Linked DNA regions of Homo sapiens: region 1 is linked to region 2. A link is an interaction called in ENCODE POLR2A ChIA-PET data of the cell type or tissue named here. Cell type or tissue: PC-9. All regions are shown on one strand. Region 1 overlaps SLC16A5 (solute carrier family 16 member 5). Region 2 overlaps GRIN2C (glutamate ionotropic receptor NMDA type subunit 2C).

What was found. ChIA-PET counts read pairs that join two places held together with the same protein. Peaks named below come from ENCODE experiments on the same cell type or tissue, not always from the same donor. Only the 100,000 strongest peaks of a DNase experiment are listed, where the experiment ranks them.
Region 1: POLR2A ChIA-PET joins it to region 2 with 5 read pairs; 2 of 35 experiments call an interaction of 5 or more read pairs at or near these places.

What each region holds. Positions count from the first base shown.
Region 1 is chr17:75,095,000-75,097,499 of GRCh38, reverse strand. The region is part of intron 3 of SLC16A5 (solute carrier family 16 member 5); the gene reads right to left. Among named protein-coding and RNA genes, the nearest start is that of SLC16A5, 8.3 kb to the right of the region's middle. In PC-9, no CTCF peak of the experiment used is centred here; a DNase peak (open chromatin) is centred at 1,259; H3K27ac peaks cover 2,072 bases.
Region 2 is chr17:74,851,469-74,853,968 of GRCh38, reverse strand. GRIN2C (glutamate ionotropic receptor NMDA type subunit 2C) reads left to right here. Exons shown (of 13, transcript NM_000835.6): 3 at 1,358-1,956; 4 at 2,278-2,392. Among named protein-coding and RNA genes, the nearest start is that of GRIN2C, 7.2 kb to the left of the region's middle. RefSeq lists a silencer at 1,447-1,506. In PC-9, no CTCF peak of the experiment used is centred here; no DNase peak of the experiment used is centred here; H3K27me3 peaks cover 2,049 bases.

The DNA of each region.
Region 1 (2,500 bases), 240 kb before region 2:
CTCTGCGCCTCCTTGCACTGGCCTCTGCAGACAATCAGGCAGGGTAGGTTCTCCCCTCCCACACCACCTCCAGCACCACCAAAGTCTGCACCTAGAGGTTTGGCTCAATGTGGAGGGGGGCCTGTTCCTTGCCTGGCTCCCAGCTGCTTTCTCACCAATCCACACCCCAAAAAAATAGAAAAGAGCTGCAGACTGCTCCTTGGCACCTCACAGGGGCCCCATTCACCCAAGCACATGTGGAGCTTCTCTAACTTACTCTCCGAGAGTGCAACTAAAGGGACAGGGAAGTGTGTGCGCATGAGATGCTTGTGTGTGTCTGCGGTGGAGGGGGGATGTGTGGTGTGAGCCAGTGTGAGTATAAAAGTGACAGAGTAGGCTGGGTGTGGTGGCTCACGCCTGTAATCCCAGTACTTTGGGAGGCCGAGGTGGGTGGATCACTTAAGGTCAGGAGTTCGAGACCAGCCTGACCAACATGGTGAAACCCCATCTCTACTAAAAATACAAAAATTAGCCAGGCATGGTGGTGCGTGCCTGTAATCCCAGCTACTTGGGAGGCTGAGGCAGGAGAATCGCTTGAACCTGGGAGGCAGAACCCGATGCGCTCCATCCTGGGCGACAGAGTGAAACTACATCTCAAAAAAAAAAAAAAAAAAAAAAAGTGATGGAGTGGCCATGCGTGGTGGCTCACGCCTGTAATCCCAGCACTTTGGGAGGCCGAGGCAGGTGGATCGCCTGAAGTCAGGAGTTCGAGACCAGCCTGGCTAACATGGTAAAACCCCATCTCTACTAAAAATACAAAAATTAGCCAGGTGTGGTGGCGCATGCCTGTAATTCCAAGCTACTAGGGAGGCTGAGGCAGGAGAATCGCTTGAACCCGGGAGGTGGAGGTTGCAGTGAGCCGAGACTGTGCCACTACACTCCAGCCTGGGTGAGAGAGGGAGGCTCCATCTCCGAAAAAAAAAAAAAAGAAAAAAGCAAGTGACAGACTAAGTGAGCAGCCCGTCGCAGACATAATCAAGCAGAGGCTGGTGGCCCGGCGTCTCTGCCCCTGTAGAGGGGGAGGTGGCTCTGGAGAGGACTGACCCACAGAGCTTCCTCACGCCAGAGACTCTGGCCTGACTTAGGGAAGTTGACATTGGGGAAAGCCCTTAGTCACAGGGGTGGGGGTGGGGACTGGGCTGCAGGCCAGAGCTGCATAGCTGAGGGTGGTGTGGCCGGGCGGGACACAGGGTGTTTCCTCTGCCGTGAACTCACTCTTCAGCCTTGGGCAGGTCTTGTGTTCTGTGCCTGCTTGCTTTCCTTACCTCTAAAAGGCGTAGGTAGGGGCAGGGGCACTTGAAAGGATCAGTGAAAGTATCCATGATTCATCGTGTTTAAAAATTTCTACAATACTGTGGTCAGGTGCCGTGGCTCATGTCTGTAATCCCAGCATTTTGAGAGGCCCAGGCAGGTAGATCACTTGAGCCCAGGAGTTTGAGACCAGCCTGAGCAACATAGTGAGACCCCGTCTCTACAAAAAGTAAAAAAATTAGCTGGGTATGGTCTGGGCGTGGTGGCTCACACCTGTAATCCCAGCACTTTGGGAGGCCAAGGCCAGCAGATCATGAGGTCAGGAGATCGAGACCATCCTGGCTAACACGGTGAAACCCCGTCTCTACTAAAAATACAAAAAATTAGCCAGGCATGGTGGTGCGCACCTGTAGTCCCAGCTACTCAGGAGGCTGAGGCAGGAGAATCGCTTGAACCTGGAAGGCGGAGGTTACAGCGAGCTGAGATTGCACCACTGCACTCCAGCCTGGGCAACAGAGCGAGACTCCATCTAAAAAAAAAAAAAATTAGCTGGGTGTGGTGGTGCACACCTGTGGTCCCAGCTACTCGGGAGGCTGAGGTGGCAGGATCGCTTGAGCTTGAGAGGTTAAGGCTGCAATAGGCTGTGATCATGCCACTGCACTCCAGCCCAGGTGACAGAGTGAGACTCTGTCTCAAAAATAAGCAAATAAATAAATAAACATAAAATAAAATGTCTACAGTACTCTGAATGAGCACGGGCTCATACACGTGTATGTGTACATGAGAGAGATGGCCAGCCAGGAATCCCATGCTGATGGAGATGCTGAGATGCCTGCTGGGGGTGGTGAGCCGCAAGTCAGCTGGGGAGTAGGTTCCCCGCCGGGTGCCCGGTTCCTAGCCCCTGGCCCAGGAACCCTGCTCTGCCTGTGTGAGAAGCAGCCCTCTGGGATTCCCACTCCCTGCCCCAACCCTGCAGGCCAGAGGCCATGTGGCAGATTCAGAGCTCACCCAGGAGGGTGGCGCTTTCTCCGAGCCTCACCTCCCTCCCAGTTTGAGGGCAGGACCTGGAATAATAGGCAGGCTGCTGGTGGCAAGTGGAGGGAGTAGCCAGGAGGTAGCCGGGGAGATGGGCAGCTGCGGCCAGCAGACACACGCCTGCAGAGGCCTGTGGGCCATCAGCTCGGGCTGCTGTCCACCGGGCCCCTCCGAG
Region 2 (2,500 bases):
GGGCCTGGCCACCTGGGAAGACATTTGGGCTTTTCCCTAAGCAAGTGAGCAGACAGGGCAGCGCAAGCCGGCTGTGACAGTGGCCGTGGTCTGTGCCTGCCTTAGCCCTGTGAGCTTCCTGGCCCTGCCCCTGTTGATCTAGCCACTCAGGGAAGAGCGGAGGAGAGTTGAGGGAAGAGACTGATCTGATTCGCCTTTGTTTCATTAATTTTTATATGAAGAATTTTGAGTATACATTAAAAAGTATAAGGAAGACTCATATATCCCCCATTCGCCCTGGCCATCCACCCCAGCCTCACCAGCACCCCCTTCCCCTTCTTCTGTGTTAATTTGAATCAAAGCCCAGGCATCCTCTTATTCCATCCATAAATATTTCAGTATGTATCCCTGGCAGATAAGGGCTTAAGAACGTAAAACCACCATACATTATCACGTCTAAAAAATAATAAAAACTCCTTCAAATATCCAGGCAGTGTTCAAATTTCCCCATTGTTTCATAACTGTCATAAGTGTTTATTTTGCAGCCTGTTTGCTCGAATTAAGAGCCAAATCGGGTCCACACGTGCCGGTTGGTTGGTGTGGCTTCTGAGTTTCTCTCAACCTCTGGGCCCCTCCTCTGTCTGTCTCTCTTTTTTCCTTGCAATTTGTTTATTGAAGAAACTGCGTTGCTTGGCCTCTGAATTTTCCCTTATTTGCTTTTTTAAAAGATTGGGACAGTGGCAGCAGTGAGACCAGTTACGAGGGGACTGCGCTGGCCCCGGTGCCAGCCGGCAGTGCCTTGGGTTTTTGTGGTGGCAGAGGGGTGGAGAGGAGGAGCTTTCCCACCCTCAGGGCTTCAACCAGGGTGGCGTTTCCCCGTCCTCTTGGGGCCCCGGCATAAGATCTCAGGACATTGGCTCTCAACCCTCATCGTGCTCTTAGGAAATACAGACGCCTGGCTTTGCACCTCTGGAATTCAGATTCAGTTGGTCTGGGGCAGCGCTTCTCAGTCTAGCGGGCTCAAGGATCGGCTGAAGAGCTTGTGAGAATACAGATGCCAGGCGGCATACCCAGCGACTCCGATCCAGTCGGTGTGGGGTGCGACCTGAGAATCTGCATTTCTGACAAACTCCCCAGTGGTGCTGATGCTGCGGGTCTGCGGGCCAGCGTGGTGGGCTGGGGGCCGGGCATGACCATGCTACTAGGCAGCGGGGAACCACATTGGGGCGGGAGGGAGGCGCAGGCCAGAGGGCTCCCGGAATGCGGAGCATCCGCCGGCGCAAGGGCGCCTGGGAGCTGATGGAGGGGCCGAGGTCGGGGAAGGGGCGGGAGGAGGGGCTCGGCCCTCCCGCCCCGCTCAGGCCCCGCCCGCCCCCAGGAGCCGGGCTCCGCCTTCCTGCAGCTGGGCGTGTCCCTGGAGCAGCAGCTGCAGGTGCTGTTCAAGGTGCTGGAAGAGTACGACTGGAGCGCCTTCGCCGTCATCACCAGCCTGCACCCGGGCCACGCGCTCTTCCTGGAGGGCGTGCGCGCCGTCGCCGACGCCAGCCACGTGAGTTGGCGGCTGCTGGACGTGGTCACGCTGGAGCTGGGCCCGGGAGGGCCGCGCGCGCGCACGCAGCGCCTGCTGCGCCAGCTCGACGCGCCCGTGTTTGTGGCCTACTGCTCGCGCGAGGAGGCCGAGGTGCTCTTCGCCGAGGCGGCGCAGGCCGGTCTGGTGGGGCCCGGCCACGTGTGGCTGGTGCCCAACCTGGCGCTGGGCAGCACCGATGCGCCCCCCGCCACCTTCCCCGTGGGCCTCATCAGCGTCGTCACCGAGAGCTGGCGCCTCAGCCTGCGCCAGAAGGTGCGCGACGGCGTGGCCATTCTGGCCCTGGGCGCCCACAGCTACTGGCGCCAGCATGGAACCCTGCCAGCCCCGGCCGGGGACTGCCGTGTTCACCCTGGGCCCGTCAGCCCTGCCCGGGAGGCCTTCTACAGGTGGGCACCTGCCCGGGGCATAGGGGTAGGGAGGTGGGGAGCGCTTCGGGGGAGCTGGCTGGCAGTGAGTTTGGGCTGGCCAGCCACACCTCCCACTAGCTGCGTGCCTGGGGCCACATTACCCCACCTGTCTGGGCCTTAGTGTCCTCATCTGAACAAACAGCAGGTGTCAGGGTGTGGCAAGGATCGTGGGGCCAATATAGGGAAGCACTTTGAACAATAAACACAATCAATGCCACCTGCTGTCGGTGGCGGCGGTGAGGCAGAGGCAGGGGGTGCCTGGTCCTTGGCAGGGCTGCAGGCATCTCTCCCCTCTGGCAGGCACCTACTGAATGTCACCTGGGAGGGCCGAGACTTCTCCTTCAGCCCTGGTGGGTACCTGGTCCAGCCCACCATGGTGGTGATCGCCCTCAACCGGCACCGCCTCTGGGAGATGGTGAGAAGGGGGTGAGCCCAGGGGCCCTCAGTGTCCTCTTATTTTGTCCCCGCCTCCTCTTGTGCCCACAGCTGAGCAGAGAGTCCCTCTGTCCCTTATCCAACCCCT